Linked DNA regions of Homo sapiens: regions 2, 3, 4 and 5 are each linked to region 1. The links are chromatin loops, found by intact Hi-C in ENCODE. Cell type or tissue: endothelial cell of umbilical vein. All regions are shown on one strand.

Evidence for each region. Peaks named below come from ENCODE experiments on the same cell type or tissue, not always from the same donor. Only the 100,000 strongest peaks of a DNase experiment are listed, where the experiment ranks them.
Region 2: it touches region 1 in a loop (4-fold over the local background); 22 of 110 quality-filtered maps call a loop at or near these places.
Region 3: it touches region 1 in a loop (5-fold over the local background); 12 of 110 quality-filtered maps call a loop at or near these places.
Region 4: a loop joins it to region 1, with 5 times the contacts of the local background. A loop is called at or near these places in 25 of 110 quality-filtered maps.
Region 5: it touches region 1 in a loop (4-fold over the local background); 28 of 110 quality-filtered maps call a loop at or near these places.

What each region holds. Positions count from the first base shown.
Region 1 is chr12:124,377,927-124,382,926 of GRCh38, forward strand. It overlaps NCOR2 (nuclear receptor corepressor 2), which reads right to left. Exons shown (of 49, transcript NM_006312.6): 20 at 311-458. Among named protein-coding and RNA genes, the nearest start is that of MIR6880, 43 kb to the left of the region's middle. RefSeq lists enhancers at 3,664-4,212, 4,213-4,759. In endothelial cell of umbilical vein, a CTCF peak has its summit at 2,137; DNase peaks (open chromatin) are centred at 2,315 and 4,085; H3K27ac peaks cover 4,761 bases.
Region 2 is chr12:124,439,536-124,444,535 of GRCh38, forward strand. The region is part of intron 9 of NCOR2 (nuclear receptor corepressor 2); the gene reads right to left. Among named protein-coding and RNA genes, the nearest start is that of MIR6880, 100 kb to the left of the region's middle. RefSeq lists enhancers at 1-645, 646-1,366. In endothelial cell of umbilical vein, no CTCF peak of the experiment used is centred here; a DNase peak (open chromatin) is centred at 2,126; H3K27ac peaks cover 2,277 bases.
Region 3 is chr12:124,679,429-124,684,428 of GRCh38, forward strand. No RefSeq gene overlaps it. Among named protein-coding and RNA genes, the nearest start is that of NCOR2, 110 kb to the left of the region's middle. RefSeq lists enhancers at 1,924-1,993, 2,184-2,253. In endothelial cell of umbilical vein, a CTCF peak has its summit at 2,118; DNase peaks (open chromatin) are centred at 2,133 and 2,693; H3K27ac peaks cover 2,446 bases.
Region 4 is chr12:124,516,033-124,521,032 of GRCh38, forward strand. All of the region lies in intron 2 of NCOR2 (nuclear receptor corepressor 2), which reads right to left. LOC105370047 (a long non-coding RNA gene) reads left to right here. Exons shown (of 3, transcript NR_188646.1): 3 at 431-766. Among named protein-coding and RNA genes, the nearest start is that of NCOR2, 49 kb to the right of the region's middle. RefSeq lists an enhancer at 4,981-5,000. In endothelial cell of umbilical vein, no CTCF peak of the experiment used is centred here; DNase peaks (open chromatin) are centred at 1,419, 2,639, 3,159 and 4,439; H3K4me3 peaks cover 971 bases; H3K27ac peaks cover 4,178 bases.
Region 5 is chr12:124,463,529-124,468,528 of GRCh38, forward strand. It overlaps NCOR2 (nuclear receptor corepressor 2), which reads right to left. Exons shown (of 49, transcript NM_006312.6): 7 at 2,645-2,758. Among named protein-coding and RNA genes, the nearest start is that of NCOR2, 100 kb to the right of the region's middle. RefSeq lists enhancers at 1-204, 2,586-2,655, 2,645-2,758 and a silencer at 2,756-2,965. In endothelial cell of umbilical vein, a CTCF peak has its summit at 2,801; a DNase peak (open chromatin) is centred at 2,893; H3K27ac peaks cover 1,252 bases.

The sequences.
Region 1 (5,000 bases):
CAGGGCTGGCCTGGACGTCTGGTCACCCAAGCATAAGACTGGACTCATGGGCATCAGAAGAGCTGAGCGAGGCTTGGGGCTCCCAGAGAAGCTGATTATTCTCAGTATTGTTATGGCCTTCATCCTTGTGCCCATTACTGGTGAGTTTCTGGCAAGTCAGGCCCGCACCTTCCAGGGAGTCGAGGCCCCTTCTAAGGAGGACCCAGATGACTCAGGGGAGAGGAGGCTGCCGGGATCAGTTCCCGCTATGCCCTCCCTCAGAGCTCGGACCCACAGCTGCCAGCCACCTCCAAGCCGCGCCAGCCCTCACCTTCAGCCTCCTCCACCATCTCCTCCTCATTTCCGCTCACGCCCGACGCCTCCATCTCCTCATCCTCCACCACGGGCGGGAATGCAGCCTCCTCGCTGGCCGCCGCCGGCGCTTTCTTCTTCTTCCTCCGCGCGTTCCTCTCCTTCTCCTGGGGCACAGGGAAGCAGCAGATCAGGACTGGGGCCTGGGCTGTCAGCTCGGGGACTCCCCATGCCTGGGGCCTCGCCGCAGGTGCAAAGGGCAGTGATCCCGGCCATGTAGCAATGAGGGTGACCGTCCCCCTCACACCCCACCTCGGCAGCCAAGCGTGCCAGGGTTTATTTTTACCGGGGGCTTTATTCTTCCATTGAGCCCCAGATACACTCTGGGTACAGGCTGGCCCCTCAGCCACCCTGACATCCTTCCTGAGCACGAGAGAACCTGCCTGACATTGCCCAGGAGTCTCCTAGTCAGAGCGAGTGACCACGCCTCCTGGGGACACCCTGTCAGCTTCATCGGCACACGTGGAGTGAATGAACACAGGAAGCTTTTCCTTGCTATGCAAGTCTCACCTGTCCCTGGGGGAACAGGCCAGCCTGGGAAGCTCGCGTTTCATTCCCTGAACCTTTACAGAACACCTACTGTGTGCCCAGCTCTGCATACCAGGGCTGTGGGGACACAAGGCACGGGGTAGACAAGGTCCTGCCCTTGGAGGCTGCCCTGCCGCTGGGGAGACTGGCAACGTGCTCCTCACACAGAAGCAGCACTCAGAGGATCAGAGGGTCGCGTGGGTGAAACAGGATGGGACAAGGAGCACAAGGCAGGGGCTCCTCTGGACAGAACAGTCTGGAAGAGCTTCTGCAAGGAAGTGACATTTGAGCCAAGATTTGACGGCGGAGGGAATGGGCCAGGCCAGGCTCTGGACGAGAGTGGCAGGTGCGGGGAGTCACAGGTGCAAAGGCCCCAGTGTGGGGAACATGCCGGGTGTGTCCAGGAATGGAAAGAAGCCCTCATCGTCGGGCCTCCACTTTCCCCGCACCGCACCCTGCTCCTGGGAACCCCAGCTCCTCACACACAGAGCCCACTCTTCTTCCCCCAGCTTAGGCACCATCATCAAACCACTCGTCTTGGTAGCTCACTGGGGTGGGTGTCTCTTTGTCCCCACGCTGAGCCAGGCAGAGGCTCAGAAAGCGTTTGTTGACTGACTTGCTGAGCAACTGTGAAAGGCCAGCCTTCGTGGGCTTGAACGCATAGACAGCAGAGAGCAGGGGCATCGTGGAGGCAGCATCTCGAAGTGACTGGGGACTCCCAGGGGGACTGGAAAGACACTGGGGGGTGCCCACCACAGCCTGGTGTGACGGGGGGGCGGCAGCCTGATCCCTCTGGGGTTGCTGAGAAAGAGGTGGGCCCTCCGCCACACCTGGAGGTGCCCGCAGCTCTCAGCCAAGAGCCCTGTACTGGGTTGAATGGTGTCCCTCAAAGTTCACATCAACCCGGAACCTCAGACCTTATTTAGAAACGGGATCCTGCATATGTCATTAGTTAAGATGATGCCACACTGGAGTGGGGTGGGCCCTAAATCCAACAGGACTGACAGCCTTGGAAGAAAAGGGAAACACGGATTCAGGGACACGAAGGCCCTGTGGCAGTGGAGGCACATGTGGAGAGATGCAGCTACAAGCCAAAGAATGTCACGAACTGCCAGCAGTCGCTGGAAGACGGAAGAGGCTCCCCTGCAGCCTTGAATGTGAGCACAGCCCTGTGGACGCTTTGGTTCCAGACGTCTAGCCTCCAGAATTGGAAGAGAATACATCTCTGTTGTTTGAAGCCACCGGTCTGTGGTACTTCCTTGCGGCAGCCAGGGGGAATCACACATCCCTCTGCGCTGGTGCACCCGGATTCCAAGAAAAAGCTGCTGACGTCCAGACCACACAGCCTGCTCTCGGGCAAATGCCAGGTGGGCCCCGCCCACCCCAGCCCTTCACCGTGGCCAGGCTGGAGCTGGGCCTCATGGAGGGGAGGAGAGGGGGTCTCGGGCTCCAAGCCCCAGCCACAGGCAGGGAGTGGGATCACTTCCTGTCCTGCCTTCTTCCTGAGCAAACAGGGTTCCTCTGAGCACAGCCCCTTGGAACGCAGGGAGGAAAAGGGAAACGACTGCTCGTCCGTTAGTCACAGTTTCCGACACCAACAGTCGGCCAGAGGGCCACAGCCCTGCCCCTGCCAGTGCCCACAGGGCCCACAGGGATGCCCAGCTCTGCAACCCCGCACACGTCCTGGGCCCAGTCCCAGCCCTGCCCCGAATCCTGAGCCTCTCCCAGGAGAGTTCGAGCCTGTGGCGGCCTGAGAAAGTGGTGGCATGTGGGTTCTGCGGCTGCGGCCGAGGGCTCCCCCTGCTTCCCGAATCTATTTTTGGCAGACAGAGGCTCAGGAAAGACTCAGGGCTGGGTGCCCTGAGCTGCCCGGGCGGTGGCTGGGACATGGGAGATGCTCAGAGTCTCGCAGGGAACAGGGGTCTCCTGTCGGCCTGGTGGTGGCGCCCAGCATCCTGGAGTGCAAGGTGTCTCTGCGGGGGGCGGCGTGGGGTCTCTGAGGCAGTGGACGGGGATGGTGCCAACACCCTGAATCCCCACAAAGCTGGGTCTCAGAGAGAGTCCCAGGAGTTACAGTTAATCCTTACACACATGGTCCGGCACTGTGGGATCAGGAGGTGTGTGTAGAATAGGAGATGCTAGTGATGGCATTAATCATTATGCCTGACGTTTATTAAGCACCTACTATGCGCCAAGCGGTTTCTGGTATTAATTTACTGGACCTGCACAGCTGCTCTGCAAATCAGCGCATGCCACCCCCTGCTTCAAACTCTCCAACACCTGGATACAATCCCCAAGTCCTCCCCCTATCCATATGGCCCTGTGTGATCCAGCCCTGGACCCTGCCTGCCTCTCCAAGCTGCTCTCCCCTCTCCCCTCCTCAGAGACTGTGCTACAAACACACTGCCCTCCCTGCTCGCTGCCCCAGCCACAGGGCCTCTACACTGGCTGTTCCCCTGCCTGGACACCCTTCCCCTAGATATCTGCATAACTCACTTCCTCACCTCCTTCGGGCCTTAGCTCAGACATCAGAGAGGTCTTCCCTGATCACTCCATCATTAGCTCATCCCTCCCACCCCCACCATCAATCACTTTCTACTACATTCTTCTCATAGCATCTTCAGACTCCATTCTGAAATTGAGTGTGTGAACCTGTCTCTCGCACCAGCTCCTCAAGGGCTGGGATCTTTGTTCTCTGCTGTATTCCCACCATACCTGGAACAGTGTCTAGCACAGAACAGACGCTCTGTAACTATGTCTTTAGATGAATGAACCTGATAGACAGTGACAATGGCTCAGAGAGGCAAAGACACTTGCCCAAGACCACACAGCTCATGAGTTGAGGAGCTCAGATTTGAATGCAGGCCAGCTTCAAACATTTCGTGGCTGGACCATCTCTCTGCAGGCCTGTGCAGCCTCAGGTAGAAGAGATTAACAGCAGAAAACAAGGCGGGGCTGGGCCAAGGCTGAGGCGGACAGAGACTGAGGAACGTGGAAGCCGAGCCCCAGGGGCCTGAATTCACAGATGGGAGAAAAGGGTAACCTTCGGCCATAAGGAGGGGGAGGGAAACCTCGTAGAAGACACTGATGCCAAGTGTTACATAACTCCGGGACATGCCCCGCCCGCCCGGCCGCCGGATCCTGCTTCCTGCTGACGTCGCCTGCGGCCACACTCGGGCCAGACCTAGTGCAAGGCGGGAGGGGACACCCACTGACCCTCTGCTTCCCCACTCCTTCCTTCTCTGGCCAAGGGTGACATGTCTTCCTGTACTCCAGACAGGGCTGGGCCAGCAGCCAGAGGTGGCTGATACTGCGTTAGGATTCACTGGGATATGCCCTCCTCCCTGGGACTGAAAGGCACAGGGGAGGGGCAGGAGGTGGAGGTCACCAGGTTCAGCGGCACCTCTCCTGGTGAGACCTGCTTGCTTACTGCAGCGATGGGGAGCTCACCACTACACCAAGAACGGCTACTGTCAAGACGGATGGCCTGGCCTGAGCCCCACTTCCTGTAGTGGGTCCCTGCATCTGCTCCGCTTTCTCTGCAGCCCGCGATATGAGGGTGCTCCTTCAAGGTCGGCCAGGAGCGAGAACCAACCCCACACTCCCAAATCACTCATTCTCATCCAGGTCCCAACCTGGATCTCGGGGTCCCCTCCTGTCCACGCCTCCAGAGTCTTCAGCGTCAGGGGACAGAAGGGCCACCTTCTTTATCAGCTTTGACTGTGTCATTCGGATCAGAATCACTTTCATCGACACTAGGACGACCCACTTTGAGTCCAGCCCTGGATGGGGGCTGTGTCTCAGCTCAGAATCCTTCAATGCAGCCCCCACTCCCTCCACGGTCCACTAACGAAGTGTTAGCTCCACAGCCCAGCAGGAAAACCCCATCCATGTCTCTGCCCTCAGGGCAGCTGCCATTGCTTCCCTGGGATACAGCAGGCGCTGAATATGGGGCTGCTGAATGGACAGTGAGGATAATACTGAATGCTTATTGAGGGCTGACCAAGGACCAGGCACCACCCTTTACAAAAAGAAACACACTTGTTCTTCAACAGCCCTACGACTGGGTCCCATTCTTATCCCCATTTTACAGAGGTGGAAACTGAAGCACGGAGAGGTGA
Region 2 (5,000 bases), 62 kb after region 1:
CAGAGAGGGAAACAGGGACCCAGAGAGAGGGAGACAGACAGGGAGACAGAGGTGAGAAAGAGACAGAGACTGGGAGAAGGGGAGACACAGAGACGGAGATAGATAGACAGATGAGATCCAAGAAAGGACAGAGACCTGGAGATGGACAGGAGATGAGACTGAGAGGTGAGACTGGAGTGAGAGAGATGAGAAAGAGAGGATCAGAGAGAGAGAGAGAGGCAGTCACAGAGAGACAAGATCCAAAGGAAGGGGACAGAGACTCAGAGGAAGATGAAACTAGGAGAGGGAAAGAGAGAGAAGTGGGGAGAGGGAAAGAGACAAGACCCGAAGAAAGGGGACAGGGACCCTGAGACAGGCAAAGGGAGGGAGCCCTGGAGAGTAGAGGCGGGAGGTTCTGGAGCCCACGCCATGAGGGCTGGAAGACACCCCCACCCACTGCTGCACCGAGACCCCAGGACCGTCCTCTTCTCTTCCCAGGCCCCTCCCCACGGTCTCCAACACACAAAGCAGGGTGCTGCAGCTGGCCTCCCAGGGCCTGGGGGGCCACAGCGACCTCAGGAGCCTGCTGTGCACCTTAACTTGCTGTCTGTCCCCAATCCGCGGCATTCAGTGGCACCCGCTTTTCTGGGGAGGGGATCCCCAACTTTTTCATATTCTCAGCAGTGTCCAAACCCCCTCAAAAGTTCCAAAGCTACTGACTGGGAGCCACGCTATGTCCAGCCCCCGGGACCCCAGCCCCATTGGAAACAGGAAAAGGAGGGAACCCCAGGCTCTGACGGACGAGTGAAGCCTCATGGGGCTCAAGGGCCTGGAATCCACCTCAGTCCCCGGGTCATTCTGGTGGTGACTTGGCCAGGGCCTCCCCACCTTCCATCAGTCTGGCCGCCGCCCCCCGGCCAGGGTGGGCCATGGGGGTCCTCAGTCCCACAGGCTAGGACCAGCACCCTTCATCTCATAACAGGGTGTCTCTGAGCACACCTCAGAAGCCCTCAGTTTCCTCATCTGAAATCTATGGCATCGCAGCCTCATCTTCTGTTATTCAATAACTGTTTACTGAGCATCTACTATGTGCCAGGCACTGTTCCAGGTGCTGGGGACACAGCAGGGAGCAAGACACAGTTGAGGGCTCTCACAGAGGTGACACTGACAATAAGCAAGATGACCAAGATAATCCTGGATTTGGGAACTTAAATGGAATGGTGGGCTAGTGGGTGCTGGGGGACGGGGTGTGAGGGGCTATTTTAGATTCCGTGGTGCAGAAAGATCTCCCAGAGAGGATGGCCTTGAGCTGGGATCTACGTCATCAGAAGGACCCGGCTCTGGGAAGATCCAGAAGGAAGGGAACTCCAGCTGGAGGGCACCGCAGGAGACAGGAACAAACTCTGTGTATCGGAAGCACAGACAGAGGAAGGCCCTGTGGCTGGACAGTGCTGGGGAGGGGCAGAGAGGACGGAGGAGGGGCTGTGAGCAAGACTGGCAGGGCCAGTCCTGCAGGGTCCTGTGAGTTTCGACATGGCAAAGGGTTTGGTCTTTTATGCAAAAGACAGCTGTGAAGGCCTAGAAGCAGTGAAGGCCCAGGCGCCATGAGCACAGCAGCACCCATATCTCAGCAAAGACCATCCTCCAATCCCAGAAACCGCGCTGCCCGGGCCATGGCTGATTCCAGCGCTCGGCCAGGAAGTATGCAAGAAGAGCCCAGAGTGACTTTAAGTCAAGAATTGCCAAAAACAAAAGAAAACAAAAGTCAAAAGGACACAGAACCCAGCCTGAAGGTTTCCGGCTGCCAGAGCTGGAACAATGTGAGTGACAACAGAAATAACCCTGGGACTAGATTAGCGTCCCAGGAATAAAACAAATCCCCACGAGTCCATGTGATTACAAACAAATGATTCAATACATCAATACATGGAGGAGAAGGGACAGATCTTTCTTCTAGAGTTCCAATGAATAAATGTCCAAGAGAGGAGGGAAACAGAAAATCGTCATTAGAACGCAGTAATAACCCAACCACCGCTGGCAAGATCCGGGGATGAATGCTAAATTGGTTGGCAAAATTTTAAGGAGCAACAGGAAATTTGCACAGTCTCAAAGAATCTCCCCGCAAGTATGTATGAATCATGGCGGTGGCTCCACAAATCTATATTCCTCCCTCCAGGAGGCGGAGCTTAACTCCCCTGCCCTGGAAGATGGGTGGGACTTGGTGACTCCCTAGTAAAGAACAGAGCAAAGGAGGGATAACTCTAAGGCGACAGCGGAGACCTAGGGCAGAGCCCCCTATCATGTGGGCATCACGCAGCCCCCTTACCTCTCTCTGGTCTTCCCCAAAACCCACCATCCCAGTCTTACCAGGAGGAAACACCTGTCAAAGAAAGCCATGACCAGTGATCTTCAAAAGTGCTGGGGTGGTGAAAAACAAGGCAAGGCTGAGAAGCCGTCACGGGCTGGAGACTAAAGAGACACGAGCACAAATGTCACGTGAGAACCTGAATCAGATCCTGGACCAGAAAACAGACGTTGGCGGAGAGACGGGTGAAAATGCAAAGACAGCTGGTAGTTTAGCAGAGGGTCATGTGCCACTATTTCTTTCTTAGTATTTTGTTTTGTTTTGTTTTGATTTTTGTTTTTAGAGACAGGGTCTTACTCTGTCTCCCAGGCGGGAGTGCAGTGGCTCGATCATGGCTCACTGCATCCTTGAACTCCTGGGCTCAAGCAATCCTCCTGCCTCAGCCTCCTGAGTAGCTGGAACTACAGGTACATGCCACCATACTTGGCTAATTTATTTTTTGGTAGAGATGAGGTCTTGCTTTGTTGCCCAGCTCGTCTCCAACTCCTAGCCTCAAGTGATCCTCCCACCTTGGCCTCCCAAAGTGCTGGGATGACAGGCGTGGGCCACCATGGCAGGCCCTAGTTGTGGTAAGTGTTTCTCTGCTGTTATATAAGCTGTCCACATGAGGGGTGCCAGGTGACGTGTGTGGGGGAACTCTGTGGAGCGTATTTGCAACTCTTCTGTTGCACAACGTACAATCTAGTTACTTCAAAATAAATAGTTCCACCTTCTCACAAAAGAAGAGAGATAGAATCCACTTTGAAACACCGTGGTGAAGACCATACAAAATTGACTTTGGGGTTTGCAGGTGGTACACTGCCTAGTACAGGTGGGAATGTCACCCCCAACCCCAACTACAAAAAAACTGATATGTGTAAAGTCCTAAGCCCCAGCACCTCAAAACATGACCTCATTTGGAAACAGAGTCTTTAGAGCGAGAAGCAAGTTAGAATGAGGTTACTGGGGTGGGCCCTAATCCAATGACTTATGAAAAGGGGAAATTTGGACAAAAAGACAGACACACACGGAGGGGAGATGACGCGAACAGACACGGGAAGAACACCACACGAATACAAAAGACGGGAGTGACGCATCTCCCAGCCAAGGAACGCCAAGGAGGCCGGCAGCCGCCAGGAGCTGGAACCGGCAAGGAAGCAGCCTCCCCCAGAGCCTTCTAGAGAATGTGGTCCTGCAGCACCTTGATTTCCAACTGCTGGCCTCCAGTACTGTGAGAGAAGAAAGTTCCTGCCATTTTCAGCTGCCCGGTTCACGGCCGAGTGTTAAGGCAGCGCTGAGAAGCTAGTCCGGCGTGTGATCTTCCACAAACCGCGGTGCTGTCACTGCAGCTGGAAAACGACTCGGTGAGCATGAGGCCTCGGGGTGGTGGTGATGTGCATGCAGCCGTCTGTTTGCCACCGATGGGCAGCAACTGAGGGTGTGAATCCACCCTGGCTGATCCAGGTTTCCTCCCAAAGCAAGGACACTGCCTGCCACCCAGAGACATCCACGTACCACGCAAGAGGACACGTCAAGTCTGCAAACACATGTCAAGTCCGCAGGGTGCAAACTGCACAGTGCACAGGCCAGAGACAGCCTCTGAGGGTGTTGTGTTGGGCTGTGGTGCTTTATTTATTTATTTTTTATTTTTTATTTTTTTGAGATGGAGTCTCTTGCTCTGTCACCTAGGCTGGAGTGCAGTGGCGCAATCTCGGCTCACTGCAACCTCTGCCTCCCGGGTTCAAGTGATTGTCCTGCCTCAGCCTCCCAAGTAACTGGGGCTATAGGCACGTGCCACTACGCCCAGCTAATTTTCGTATTTTTAGTAGAGACGGGGTTTCACTATATTGGCCAGGCTGATCTCAAACTCCTGACCTCATGATCTGCCTGCCTCAGCCTCCCAAAGTGCTGGGATTACAGGTGTGAGCCACCGCACCCGGCTGGTGCTTTCTAAAATCCTAAATTCATTGCCAGCACTGAAAACCAGAGGCTGTTACACAAAAAGCCAAACCTAAAGCTTCTCTTGAAAACATCAGGCCATCGGGCCACACCCCTTCATGGCCACAGGCTGGGAAACTGAGGCTTGGCTGCTCCTTTCAAAGGTCGCCCAGCTCCCCGTTCCTCAGCCCCTACTACTCCCTATTGCCTCACACCAGCCCTCCTCACTCAAACCTTCCTTCCCGCTCCTGGAGGCAGCCACCTGGGGGACTCCTGGTTTATGATGCCCACGTGTTCAACATTCCTCTGGCAAACGTTTTTTTAAGTGTTTATTTTGTTCCAAGCAGTGTTTAGGCAATGAAGATGCAAATAGCTTACTGCAGACAAATCTTTTCTGCTGAGCTTCTGTCCGGCAAGCATAAGGACCACAGTCTGTAGGAGGGCTCTGGAGGCATGGGGTAAGCAGCATGTGATGAGTTTGCTGGTAGAGGCACTCATGGGGTGCAAAGAAGTCAGGGTTTAAAAACACACACCCTATAAGGAAACCTAGTCTTGCCATCTGCCAGGGCACTGGAGAGGAGAAGCAGGACATAGGAGGGCAGGATAAGGAGGCAGGAATTATGAGAGTATTCCAGGGGAGTCCGGTTGGACCCTAGCTGGGACTGGTCCTGGGGTTTATGGGGTACTGGAAAAGGAAAGCTTGGGGGCAATCAGGGGAGGCTTCCTGGAGGAAGGGAGG
Region 3 (5,000 bases), 300 kb after region 1:
GCACAGGGGAGACAGGACAGGGCAGGGAAGGAAGCCAAGCCCAGGTGTCACTCGAGCCAATATCCCAGCCTCAGCCGGATCTGGGTCTGAGGAGCACCCAGTTCGTCCTGCCCCAAGGCAAGAGCTCAGACTCACAGTGGTCACCCAGGGGCTGTCCCAGGGAATCACAGCCACCAGGCGGGTCAGGCTCCCTGGACATGGGGCCAAAGCACCGCCAGAGCCCGGGAGCAGTGCCCAGAAGCGAGGTGAAAGTGCAGGCAGTTAGGAGCAAACTGGAGAGAAGGGACACAGAAGCGTCATTGAGAGGCCCGGAGCGTGTGGGGGTGGAATCCTGACAGTACTCCTCACACTGCCCGGGTTGCAGGTTGCTATTTTAGGGTTTATTGCCTACAAACTTCAACTCCACAACAAACCCATCTGACCAGTGGAGTTGCCCTTGTTTTACATGTGGAAGGCCAGTGGTTTGGCCAAAGCGACAGGGCTTGGGGCAGGGATCCAAATGTCTAGGCTCCAGGTCAGCTTTTCACTGCCCTTGCGGCGTGGTGGCTGCGTGCAGGGCCCGGAGGAGAGGGTGCTGACTTGCACAGGAGGCCATGAGCGGCTCCAGGGCCTGGGGCACCCGGAGCAGGTTGTAGCATTCAGGATGCCTGGGGTAGCAAGTTAGAGAAAAATCCCAATTCCAACTGCTTTCATGATGAACATGGATTCTCCCCATGAGAGGAGGTCCCGGAGCAAAGGAGCTGCAGGGCTGGGTGACTCAGCAGCTCATTGGTGGCATCTGCACCAGGCGCTTCCTCCTCTCTCTTCTGCCACCCCTCAGTGTTGGGACTCCCTTCATGGCCTCAAGATGGCTGCAGCAGATCTGGTCATCACATCCCAACAAGACAGAGTGCAGTCAAAGATAAGGCAGCCATCTCTTCCCCCCTTTTTGTTTTTTGTTTGTTTGTCTGTTTTGTTTTGTTTTGTTTTGTTTTTGAGACAGAGTCTTGCTCTGTCGCCCAGGCTGGAGGGCAGTGGCTCAATCTCGGCTCACGGCAACCTCCACCTCCTCAGCCTCCCTGCCTTCTCCTGCCTCAGCCTCCTGAGTAGCTGGGATTACAGGTGTGCACCACCACGCCCAGCTAATTTTTATATTTTTAGTAGAGGGGGGGGTTTCACCATGTTGCCCAGACTGGACTCGAACTTCTGACCTCAGGCAATGCGCTCAGCTCAACCTCCCAAAGTGCTGGGATTACAGGCGTGAGCCCCCGCACCCTGCCTGGTTCTCTCTTTTTTAAAAGCAGGTAGGCTGGGCATGGTGGCTCAGACCTGTAATCCCAGCACTTTGGGAGGCCAAGAAGGATGGATCGCTTGAACCCAGAAGTTCAAGATCAATCTGGGCAACATGGCGAAACCCCTCTCTACCAAAAGCGATACAAAAATTAGCCAGGAATGGTGCCACATACCTGTAGTCCCAGCTACTGGGGAGACCCTATCTTAGAAAAAAATAAATAAATAGGTAAGAGCAGGTAAGCATTCCCTGTAAATCCCCCAGCACAGTCCCCTCCACGCCACAGTGGCTAGGGTTAGGCCACGTGAATATCTAGGAAGGGGGATGGGGTGGCCATGACGCTTAGCCCAGGGTCAGCAAACGGTGGTTCACGGGCCCCAAGCCTGTTTGTTTTTGTAAATAAAGATTGATTGGTGCCCAGCCACATCCTTTTTTTTTTTTTTTTTTTTTTTGAGATTGAGTCTCGCTCTTTTGCCAGGCTGGAGGGCAGTGGCGTGATCTTGGCTCACTGCAACCTCTGCCTCGTATGTTCAAGCGATTCTCCTGCCTCAGCGTCCTGAGTGGCTGGGATTACAGGCACAAACAACCATGCCCAGCTAATTTTTAATTTTTTTGTAGAGATGAGGATCTTGCTATGTTACCAAGGCTGGTCTTGAACTCCTGGGCTCAAGCGATCCTCCTGCCTCAGCCTCCCAAGCTGCACACCCTTTTTTTTAATATCGTCTGTGGTTGCTTTTGTGTGACAAAAGCAGAACTGAGGAGTTACCGCAGAGACGCCCAAGAAGCCTAGAAGAGTGACTCAACCCTTTACAGAGAAAGAGTTTGCTGACCCCTGGCTAGACTAACCGGGATCTACCCCTGACCCGGATTGAGTCATTTCCCCTGAGGGATGAATGAACACTATGACAGTCTGTGAGCCCCATAGAAGTGGGGGTGGGGGCTGGCCTGGCCGCTGCCAGTCGTCCTTCAAAGCTTTGCTACTCAAAGCGTAGCCCCCAGGCCAGCAGCATCCGCCGGGCATGGGAGCCAGGTCTTGGGTCCCACCCCAGACCTATGAAATCAGAACCTGCATCCTAACCAGACCCCCAGGGAACGTCACCCACTAAATGCAGCGCGTTTGCTTCTCAGGCTGTTGTAACAAGGTACCACGAAGCGGGTGGCTTAAAACCACAGGTCTGGAGGCCAGAAGCCTGCAATCCAGGTGCCAGCAGGGCCCTGCTCCCTCCAAAGCCCCTGGGGCAGGATTCTTCCCTGCCTCTTCCAGCTCCTGGTGGCTCTTGCGACCCTTGGCCTTCCTGGCTTTGCAGATCGGTCACTCCAGCCTTTCCTCTGCCTCCACGTTGTTTGTGCGTATCTCCCCTTTTCCTGTGAGGGCTTCAGTCATCTTGGACGCGAGTCCACCCTGATGACCTCATCTCAGCTTGATCACATCTGCAAAGATCCTATTTCCAAATAAAGTCACATCCACAGCTGCCAGGGGTTAGGACCCGGACATGTGTTTTCGGGAAACACAACCCCACCTGTGACCTGTGAGTAGTCCCAACACACACCACACATGGGTGAACTGCGACATACGTGCTTGTGCTTTTGGGAAGGACAGGGCTGGGGGAGGGGCAGCTCCAGCTTCCCTGCCTTCTCAGGCTCCCAGAGCTGCCCTCCTGGGAAACAGCACGCTGGAAGCTTCATGAACATAGCTGGCCTCAGGCTGGCTCAGGGAGGTCATCTCTACCCCTCATCTCCCACCAGGCCTGAGCTGCTCCTGGGCCTCCCGGGTTGAACCGTGAGTGCCCTCAGCAGGTCTGGCACTGGGTGAGGCATGTCAGGCATCCCAGGTGCCCCTCTGCACTGGCACCCTGAGAGGGCTTGCCTTCTAACATTCGGTACCCTGAGCCCAGCACTGGGGCTCAGCCCACTTCTCATCTCCAAACCCTGCTCCGGGCCTGTGCTCCCCAGCTGTGGCCAAGTGACAGGTGGGCCCAGCTCCTGCACTGGCCGCATGAACAGAAGCACCGTCTTCTCAGTGAAATTAATAAATGCCCAGCAAGTGCACCCTGAGCAAACTTCCTTGCTTTGCACATAACTGGTGCTTAAAACTCACGTGCTCGGTGTACGAGGAAGTAAATGCCGGAAATCCAGATTCCCTACAGCGACTGACAAGGCCCAGCGTGATCTAGCCCACCCTCCTTACCAACCTTGTTCCCACCGTTTTCCTCCTAAACCTCTAGTTTCCAGCTCCATGCCAAGCCCACTACGGCCCCAGGGCATTTGCACCTGCTGTGCCCTCTGCTGGAAGGCTCCTCCCCACACACAAGCCCATGGCTGGTTCTCTAACTCGATTTCGATTTCTGTACAGATGATGTTACCTCTTCAGAGGTAAGCCCCACCCCCTCACCTCCTCACTTTCTATCAAATCAAACAATTTTAACAACTGCGTAGAACTCACAACTGCCTCCAATCCTCATGTTCATTTATTTATCTACCTGCCACGTCCTGAGTGTCTAGAATGGTGCCGGGCACACAGTAGGTGCGCAGTAAAAACATGCTACTGAACTGAGAGAGTCCTCTCCTCCATCCCCATCAGGCTGAGCTCTTAGTAAACACTCAGGAGCCTCCAGGCCCCTGTATTAAAGGCCTGACAAGCCTCGCCCTGCTGCGGAATTTTACAGATGGGGCTGTTTCTTTGTGTGTCAACAGAGTGCTTAATCTCTGCTCATAATGCCAGGCAGGAAGGAGCCTGCTTTGCTGAGGAACTTCTGTCTCAAAGCCGCCAGGTAACATGAGTGGGGCCTCTGGGGTCGGGAGCAGCATGTCTCCCCATCCTGGCCTTGATAAATGTCCAGGGGCCCTTCCAGCCTCCGCCAGGCAGCTGCCTCTGACCACAGCCTCCTCCGCAGAGCTGAGCTACCCACGTGTGCTCACTTCTAAACTGCAAGCCGGCCCCTGAGGGGGTGTGTGAGGAGTCAGGGTCTTAAAAACTTCCTGCATATTTTCCCTTCAGAAATAGCATCCTTAACTTTCTTTTTTTTTTCCTTATTAAAAATGTACTCATGTAATCCACATGCACTGGCTGTGAGAAATTCCAAAATGTCTTTTGGAGAGAGATCCTTGCCCCCTGAGGCTGTCCCCATTGCACAGATGATAAGCACAGTCAACGAGGCTGGGCGCCCGTACTTCCCAAACTTTGTGGGGCCCACAGCAACCCTCTGAGGCTTTTACTTTTATCATCCCCATTCCACAGACAGGGAAACTGAGACTCGGAGAGGGACAGGGCCAGCAGCCAGCACATGTTGGAGGGAGGTCAATCCACTGTGGCTTTGAGCAGAGTGGTCGCAGGACTACTATGCCATATCCCACCTCTTTGTAGAAGAGTTCTTGATTTCATTTTTAAATTTTTGTGTTGTTGTTTCTATTTTGTACCATTTTCTGTGTATCGTTCTGTGACTTGCTTTTTTCATTTAACATGTCTGAGACATCAATTCATGCTGGACACACATAAGTCACCTCATTTTTTTTTTTTTTGAGATGGAGTCTTGCTCTGTCACCTAGGCTGGAGTGCAATGACAGGATCTCAGCTCACTGCAACCTCTGTCTCCCAGGTTCAAGTGATTCTCCTGCCTCAGCCTCCTGAGTAGCTGGGACTACAGGCACACGCCACCATGCCTGGCTAATTTTTGTATTTTTGGTAGAGACAGGGTTTCCCCATGTTGGCCAGGCTGGTCTCGAACTTTTG
Region 4 (5,000 bases), 140 kb after region 1:
GGGGGTGACAAGGGGACATGGATGAGAACCCCCCCGCCTTCGGAGGCCATTCTCGAGGTCCCAGGAGAGGCCCCATGACAATGAGACAGCGGGCAGCTGGTGCGGGGGGCCTGGACGCCCGGGGAACTCCCCACTGGCTCCTGCTGGCCCAAGAGCGGAGGCCCTGAGCCAGTCACTGGCCCAGCATCCGGTGTCACTTACAAACACAGGACGGCTGCCACCTTCTGCAGGAGAACTGGCCCTCCCGCGCCAGTCCCCAGGCCACACCAGGCACTGTGGGGGGTGCCTGGCCCAGGGCTGGCACGGAGGGGCTCAGGCTGAGTGGGAGACGGGGCAGAACAGGCAGGCATGGGGGGAGACCTGGGGATCCCAAACAAAGGCAGAGCCTGGGAAGCACCCACTCGACCTACCTCCCATTATCTGGACCCAGGTTTCTACAAAACATGAGAGCTCTCTGCAAAGAAGAAAAGAAAAATGGACGGAACTCGAACTTAAATCCAACCTTGTGGTTACAATTACGGAGGCCCACCCAGGCCAGCACTGTGCGGGCCCCTTCAGGCTTCTCTCAGGCTCTCCCGAGACACACCGGCAGGCTGCAGTGCTACCACTGTGGTAAAGGACAAGGAAACTGAGGCTCTGTGGGATTCCGGGACTTGCCCAAGGTCACACCATCCTTGAGGGGTCGAGCCAGGACTGGAACCTCAGTCCGGCCACTACAACTTCATAAATACCATCGCCCTGAGATGCTGAAATCCCAGGGGCCCCCCACCCTCAGACCAGGTGCCGGTATTGTCAGCATCGAGAAAACAAAGTGCCAGTGAATTATCAACTGTGAGCCTATTATGAGCTAGAAGGCAGGTTTCATTCACTCCCTTAAGCCATACAGCCTATGAGGTGGGGAAAGATGCAACTTCCATTTGCCAGATGGGAAAACTGAGGCTCAGAGACAGTAAGTGACTTGCCCAAGGTCACACAGCCAGGAAGTGTCCAACCAGGACAGGAACCCAGGCAGTCTGCCCCGCGTTCCCCCTAAAACTGCAGCTCCTTCTCCCGTCAGTCCCATGCTTGTGTAGACCCCACTGTGCCCCATTTTACAGACGAGGAAACTGAGGTCTGCAAAGGGGAGGCAACACGCCCAAGGTCACACAGCATAGAGAGGACGGAGCCAGGACTCAAACCCAGGTCTGTGGCAAAGGAGCAACATTGCCTGGAAGCCCAGCCCCCTCCCTTCCCCAGCCTGGGCTCAGAGGTCCCCAGGAGCCATTCCCGCCACCTCCCTATGGCCGCGGCGCACCCAGACCTCAGGACAAATCACTCCCTCATCCCCCCGGTTTGCAACTAAAGGCTCCTTGTGAGCTCGGGAAGCCCTTCCAACTTTCCAGTGTTTATCCCGGCTCCTCGCTGCCAAGTCCCTGGGCAAGCCTGGGCCGGTGGCGCTGATTTCAAACCAGACATGGGCACCGAGCCAAGCGCCACCTCGGTGGGGAGCCGGGCGCCGGGGCCGGGCTGCAGCGCTGCCTGCACCTGGCTCTCCCCTGCCTGAGCCCACCGCGGAGCCCCAGGGCAGAGCCTCGGGAGCGCCCACGATCACATGCCCTCCTGAAGTCAACTCCGGGAACAGAAGCCCCCTGAGCCCCCAAGGCTCGCCATGCTCCCCCCCAGGGACGCCGGATGTGCACCAAGGAGAGGAGCACAGTGCCCACCCGGGTCCCCTCCCACGCGGGCCGGCCAAGAAGCCTCACCCCGGCCTGCCCGGCCAGCGCCTCCGAGCGCTCTTTTCCGTGACTGCAGCAACTTCGTCCGATGAGACAGCCCTGCCCACCATCCCGCTGAGCTCAGGGCCGACAACACTGCGCTGCCAGGGGAGGGTCCAGCTGCCCCCATTGGCTGACCTGCGGCCGGCCACTCAGCCCCCAGCCCTGGCCACCACCTCCAGCGACAGAACTGGGGCTCTTTCCAGATGAATTCCTCGGCCCCCAATCAGCGCCCCTGCATAGAGCCTGCAGGCCACAGCCCCCCACCCCAGTCTGCGCCCACCTCCCCCGGCCGGGGTGACCCAGCCACACTGCACCTCCCTGCCCACTCCAAGCCCGGCGACTTCTCTTACCCGAGCACATGACCAACCTCGCTCACGTCAGCTCCAAACACAACTTGAAGTAACTCTCTCACAAGAAAAAAAAAGAAAAAGAAAAAAAGTGCCAGCCAGCGGGCCAGCAGAGTCCACACACACAGGCTGTGCTGCCGGCTTCCAGGAGGCACACCACAGCCAACATCAGACCCATCCTTCCTCCAGGATGACACCCGCAGAGGGGCGGCCCCAGAGGGCGGCCTCACCTTCCCGCGAGACTACGACTCCCATCCCGGCCCTGGAGGCCCTGCAGGGCCAGGCCAGGCCCCCCAGGCTCCCAGCCCGATGCCCCCCAAACCCGGGCAGGCCAAGGCCCACCGGCGACAAGTGCGGGGCCGCCTGACCCCACGGCTGGGCCGTGAACGAGACGTCGGGCCTCCAGCGATCCGTTCTCGCCTCTGCCACTCTGGGCCTATAAACACAGGGAATTACATAAGTCCACTCCTCTTGTTTGGAAGCCAAAAGTACGAGCTTTTTCTCCCAGCCTTGGCAGTAAGTAATAATTCCTCATCGCCATGGTAACCCTGGCGGGCTTCCAGCCGACACTCGGGAGCTGAAACACTGTGAGGCCTTTTTATAGCTCGGCTCTTCGCTCGCTGGCAGGCGAAAGAGAGCTCCAGCCCCGCTTCTCCCACTTTAACCCGCTTCCTCCCAGCCCGGACTGTCCAGCTTCGAGCCGCACCTGCACCTCCAACCTGAGCGTAGCTCTGGCGCCTTGGCTCCGGCCTGGTTCCGAACCCAGGCCTCGGCCCATCCCTCCCCCGTCCTCTGTCCCGAGGGCCAGATGGCCAGAGGAGCAGGCTCTCCCTTGCAAATATTTCTGTCCTCCTTTTAATCCTAGGAAAAGAAAGCGTGACCCCCTCACACTGGCATTCTGATCTGGGGTCATCTCGGTGACAGGCCTAGAAAAGAAGACGTGGCCAAATAATACACACACACACACACACACACACACACACACACACACACACAGGCCAACAATGATGGCTTGGTAGTCAGCCAGGAGTCTGAACCTTGGCTGCAATTAGCTGTGTGACTCAGAGACAAGTCTGAGCTTCTCTGGGTGTCAACTTTCCATCCGTAGAAGGGGCAGGCTGAGCTCTGCTTCTCCAAGTGCTCTGGAAAGCAGAGATGAGGCGCCAGAGGAAGCTGCTGGAGCTCCCAGGAGGCAGAGGAGGCTCCACCAGGGTCTCCAGATTCACTTCCCTGCCCCTAGCAGCCAAGAGTTGGGCCTAAGAATGTGTCCCTGGACAGCAGCCCACATGATGACAAGGGTCTGGGGGTGCAGATGTGAGGAAGGCACCCCTGGCAGAAGCATGGCAGATGTGAAGGTCTGGAGGCTGGACCACGCGGGTGTGTTGTCAAAGCAGAGAGAAGGCTGGTGTGGCCGGGGCGCAGGGGCGAGGCGGGGAGAGTTTGACGATGAGGTCAGGGAGCTAATAGGAGTGGAGGGGAAGTGGTCAGATGGACTCTGGGCCTGGCCTTCAACTCCAGCAATAACATTGTCATCCTTTTTACTCTCAGGAGCATCTTGAGAGTAATAATATTAATAACAATAACAGTGGCCACACACACCGAGCCCAGCAGCTCGGACTGTGTGCCCAGCACTGTGCTAAGCGGGTCCCCTGGTTCACCAGCTGGCCTCACACCACCGCGGCATAGGCAGGTATGCCCCTGAGCCGCCACACACAGACAGAGCAGGAGGCTGGCCCAGAGAGGGTAGGTGACTTGCCCAAGGTCAACAGCTAGTGGCTGAGCTGGGACTTGAACTGGGCAAGCCTGGCTTGTCTCCGCTATCCACGTGGTAATTCAGCCACAAGGAGTCACAGGAGGGTTTCAGGACTAAGACCAGATTTGCCTGTGACAGGGGCCCGTGGCCACTGGACTGGCAGGGGGCCCAGACTGGCCACGAGGGGATGAGCATAGTGGCTGCGGAGGCCCCTGGAAGCCAGATGTCTCCTGTGAACAGCTGGCCCTCTAGCCTTCCCCAGGAAACACCCCTGGGGGGTTTCCGTAGACCTGCCCCAAAGCCAAAGGTGGGATTCTGCTACTCTTACGCCTTCTTTTATAGGTAGGGAAACTGAGGCACAGGAAGGCACGGGCATATTTTTAGCCCAAAGATCCAGCACCATCTTCCCGCCCAGACCGTCGCCAAGACCAGGCGGGACCATGACACCCAGGCCAAACTGGCCCCATGCAAACACCACCAGGAAGCGGTGCCTGAGAGCGGCCGAGTCAGGCCTCACCACCTCCTTCTGTTCATTTTTGTTTGTTTTGGACACAGACCTGCATCCAGACCTTCGCCAAAGGCTGGCCCTGGAATCCACGGTAACTCCTCCCACCCCCTCAGAGCGACTGTGTGCTATGGGCAGGTTTGACACTGGGCATGTCTCTTCACGGCCACTCGTTCTGCTTCCTGTGTCTTCCCCGCCAGACACTCCGCAGCAAATTGTTTGTTGAGTGACTTAATGAAGACCACAAATCATCAAACACCAGAAACAGCCACAGGCAGCAGCCCCCAGACAGAGCCTGTGGCCAAAACCAAACTCATATTCAGAATAAGCCAGTGTCTGGTTATCTGCTCAGCAAAAGAACTCCCCATCACGCAAGCCTTCGACGGCGACCACCCCTCCATACTTCGAAAAAGCATCCCCTGGCCAAAATCTGCCGACAGGCCGCTTCCTGGAGCCCGTCTGCTGAGCAGAGCTTTGACGGTGGGAAAGATCGGTGAAGACCCCCCAGAATATGATTCACCGCAGGCCACAGGGGCCAGGACAGTGGGCCAAAGGGGGTCTGGAAAGGGGCAGGGGGACCTTAAGCTGAGTGGCCCCAGGCAAGGCCCCCAGCCTCTCGAGGCATCAGAAGGCTCAGC
Region 5 (5,000 bases), 86 kb after region 1:
CGGGTGCCTCACCAATGTGCTCCGAATGGATAATGAGCCAGACTCCAGCACTCAGAACTGCCAGGCGGGCCCTGCCCGGCAGGGAAGCTGCGTTTTCCGGCTGGCTCGAAAAACAGACCCTTGTCCTCCATCTCTCCAGGAACCAGCAGGGAAGGAAGGCGGATTAAAATTTAATCCTACTGATCCCCCAAGGGGCGGTAAGTCCTGGCTGCTCCTGCCAAAGGCGGCTGGGGGCCTCCCGCACATTAGGCTGCAGGCTTTGGAGGCTCAGAGACTCAGCCCGGGCGGAGGATCCCCACCAGCCCCCACGCCCCCAAACCAGAGGCCTCTTCCACAGGCCAGAGCTGGCCACCCGCCTCCATCTCCCCTCCCTTCCTGCCGCCTGAATATTTGCACAATAATTATTTAATGTGCATCTGCCGTGTGGTGAGCACTGTTTTAGGTGCTGGAGATGCCACTGGAAATAAAAGTGGGCAGGAATAAAATCCCTGCCCTTACGGAGTTTCCATTCATAATAAACAGAATAAATAAGTAAAACAGAAATCATGTCCCATGGGGACAAGGGCTAAGGAGAATCAGAAGCCACAAAGGAGGAAAACGGGTGTCATCCTGAAAACTCCTTTTCCTGAAAAAAGGGTTTTCAGTATTAAGTAGAGGGTTGAAACGGGTCTTGCTGAGAAGGGGCCACTTCAGCAAAGAGGGAAGTGACAGTATGAGCCTTGCAAGGAGAGGAGCTCCAGGCAGAGGGCCAAGGCACTGCAGCAATGTGCTGGGCCACTGACCTGGCCTCCACAGCTGCTGGAGAGAACCGTGTCTGCTCTCCACCGAGGATCAGAGAGGGCAGGTAGAGGTGACACTCTCAGGAGCCCTGCCCATGTCCCCTCCACTTTGGGCTCCTGGAGCCATCTCAATCTTGGCTCCAAGTCCCAGGCTCAAAGCTCACTTGCTCTGCAATCTCAGGGAGGTCTCCTTCCCTCTCTGAGCTTTGGTTTCTTGATGAGCAAAATTGAGAGAATAACAGTAGTTCTACTAAATGCAAATAGTATTCTATTAAATGCACAAGGTAAACAAACACAAGAAGAAATGAGAGCTATGATAATGACAATTAATAGCACCAGCTGGCACTTCTTTGGTGCCAGACACTGTCTGTCCTAAGGGCACTAGGAAATTACCCCTTTAGTCCCCACACCAACTGTACTAGGTGATGCCGTCGTTGTCATTGTTTTAAAGCTGTGGAGCATGAGGCACAGGAAGGTTTAAGTACAACGCTCCAGGGTCACAGAGCCAGGAAGTGGGAGAAATGGGATTTGAACCCAGGATGGCTGGCTGAAGGATGTGTGGCCCCTTGGCTCTCCTATGACTGTTACTAGTGGTGCTTGGGGTGAGGGGTCAGGGTGTGGGAGAGTGAGCCGGGCACACAGTTCCCAGGCCCCAAACAGGCTTGTCTCATTCTGCATGACATCGCTGTTTCTAGAGGTGGAGGCATAGCCAAACAGGTTGATCCAGTAGTTCCCTGCCTCAGGCTGCCACTGCAGGCACCCACCACGTGACTCGAGGCCTCCCCACCCCCACCTCAACTCTGAGCACTGATTGGCCAAGGAAGATATTACAGAAAAGGCAGCTGGGAAGGGTGGCTGGGACTACAGGCAGGAGGGGAACCAGAGAAGCCAAGGCAGGGAGAGGAGGTTCCTCATCTGTCATGCTTCACAAGGACCAGTCCCTCTCTGGGCCTCAGTTTCCTCATCCAGAAAATAAGGGAGGGGATCAACATCCACAGATCCTGAGTACATTTAGAAAAAGTACACTGTAAATCATTAAAGCCCAGCTGGTAGTGGCTTGACTGGGAAGATGGGGAGCTTACCACCTCACCAGACACAAGGTTCCACCTTGGGGGTGCACAGACCCTTAGGGTCCAGCCCCTGGAGACACTGCTCTGAGCATCCCAAGCCCCTCCAGCAAGACCAGACCCACTATAGCTGCCCCCAGTGGGATCTCCATGGGCCTCCACAGCCTGCTCCAGACTCTGTGTTTCAATCATCTCAAAGGCCCCTTCCAGGGCCCAGTGTCAGTGGAAGCCAGTGCTGAGAACTCAGGCCCTGTGGTCTGACAGCCCACAGGTTCAAATCCAGGTCCAATGCTTCCTAGCTGTGTGACTCTGGACAAGTCACTTAACCTCTCTGGGCCTTAGGAAAATGGAAATGACACCTGTACCTGCCCTTCCAGGACTGACAGGAGGGGCTGCTCCATGAAACCTCACTGCTGCGGTCATAATGTCATTATCTTTTGCCTTAAAGGGATTTCTTCTGCACCAGCACCTAAAGTGGCAGCCCCTTACCCTTGGCCATCAGCTGGACCCTGGTGCTCTCCTGGAGCCCAAAACCTCTGTTTTGTGTTGCATCCTGCTGACCAGCCACAGTCCACACCCATCTGAGTGTCTGAGCAGAACAGCCCAGAGGCCACACCAGGATGGCTTTCCACCGGTCACCTTCCCCCACCCACTCATAAACCCTGCGTCTCTGGGGGAGAGGGTGGCGAGGTCCCCTCCCCACATAGATGGAAACACTGAGGCCTGATTCATGGTGCCCCCTGTGAAGCGCCTCATGGCCAGCACCGGGGGGCAGCAGGCCAGGGCGGGGACACATACCCGGTTCTCGTCGTAGATGATCTGCACCAGGCTGCGGTGCTTCGACTCGATGGGCGGCGGTGACACGGGCTTCTCAGGCTCGGGCGGCTTGGCAGCCTCCTCCTCCAGCTGTTGCTGTGGGGAGAGGCAGAACGTGAGGGATGAGCACCCCAGCGGGCGGAAGGAGGGCTGCAGCCCCCAGGGCGCGGGGAGGCCCCCTTGCAGCCCGGGCCACGGCCGCGCACAGGAAGTCAGGCTGCTACACATTTCCTGTGAGTCACCCCAGGGACTCCGCACCCGGGAGAGGCCCCAGCTCCAGGGCCAGCTGCAGCCTCCAAGCTCCAAAGCCAGGTTCAAATCCTGCCTTCGTGACTTGCCAGCCAGGGAAGCACAGCCAAGCAGCCTCACCCTGCTAGCCCTCAGTTGCCCCATCAGTAAACGGGGCTGATTGCCGTGCCGCCATTCTGACTGTGGTGAGAACTGAATGAGTTACACAGGCAGGCACAGTCAGGCCTGCTGCGAGCCGGCATTATTACCCATTACGGTTCCTACAGGCAGCATCAGTGCTAGGAGAGGCTGTGCAGACTCCACAGCTGCACTGGTGAGACTGGAGCCCAACTCCCACTCCTACTTACTGCGTAGCCTTGAGAAGCTCCTGGACCTCTCTAAGCCTTACCTTCCTCTTCTGGAAAATGGGGATAAAAGAGTTACTACTCTAGAGAGCCGTTGTGAAGGTGAAATGAGCTCATGATGCGTGCAAAGCACGCAGCACCTGACACACAGGTGCTCCTCATCAACCCCATCATCCTCATCCTCATCACCCCCATCATCCTCATCCTCATCACCCCCATCATCCTCATCCTCACTACCCCCATCATCCTCATCCTCACTACCCCCATGATCCTCATCCTCATCACCCCCATCATCTTCATCCTCATCACCCTCATCATCCTCGTCATCCTCATGACCACCATCACCCTCATCCTCATCACCCCCATCATCCTCTTCCTCATCACCCCATCACCTGCATCCTCATCACCCTGCTCGTCCTCATCCTCATCACTGTCATCCTCATCACCCCCCTCATCTTCATCCCCATCACCCCCATTATCCTCATCCTCATCACCCCATCACCCTCATCCTCATCACCCTCATCCTCATCACCCCCATCATCCTCATCCTCATCACCCCATCATCCTCATTCTCATCACCCCCATCACCCTCATCCTCATCACCCCCATCATCCTCATCCTCATCACCCCCATCATCCTCATCCTCATCACCCCATCATCCTCATCCTCATCACCCCATCATCCTCATCCTCATCACCCCCATCACCCTCATCCTCATCACCCCCATCATCCTCATCCTCATCACCCCCATCACCCTCATCCTCATCACCCCCATCGTCCTCATCCTCATCACTGTCATCCTCATCCCTCCCCTCATCTTCATCCTCATTACCCCCCTCATCTTCATCATCTTCACCCCATCATCCTTATCTTCATCACCCCATCACCCTTATCATCCTCATGACCTCCATCATCCTTATCACCCTCATCATCCTCATCACCCTCATCCTCATCACCCCATCACCCTCATCTTCATCACCCCCATCACCCTCATCATCCTTATCCTCATCACCCCCATCATCCTCATCCTTATCACCCCCATCACCCTCATCCTCATCACCCCTTCATCCTCATCCTCATCACCCCCATCACCCTCATCCTCATCACCCTCTTCACCCTCATCCTCATCACCCTCATCCTTATCACCCCCCTCATCCTCATCACCCCCCTCATCCTCATCACCCCCTCATCCTCATCCTCATCACCCCATCATCCTCATCACCCTCATCCTCATCACGCCCATCACCCTCATCATCCTCATCACCCTCATCATCCTCATCCTCCTCACCCCCATCATCCTCATCCTTATCACCCCCATCACCCTCATCCTCATCACCCCTTCATCCTCATCCTCATCACCATCACCCTCATCCTCATCACCCTCTTCACCCTCATCCTCATCACCCTCATCCTTATCACCCCCCTCATCCTCATCACCCCCCTCATCCTCATCACCCCCCTCATCCTCATCCTCATCACCCCCATCATCCTCATCACCCTCATCCTCATCACGCCCATCACCCTCATCATCCTCATCACCCTCATCATCCTCATCCTCCTCACCCCCATCATCCTCATCCTCATCACCCCCATCATCCTCATCCTCATCACCCTCATCATCCTCATCCTCATCACCCCATCATCCTCATCCTCATCACCCCCATCATCCTCATCCTCATCACCCCCATCATCCTCATCCTCATCACCCCATCACCCTCATCCTCATCACCCCCATCATCCTCATC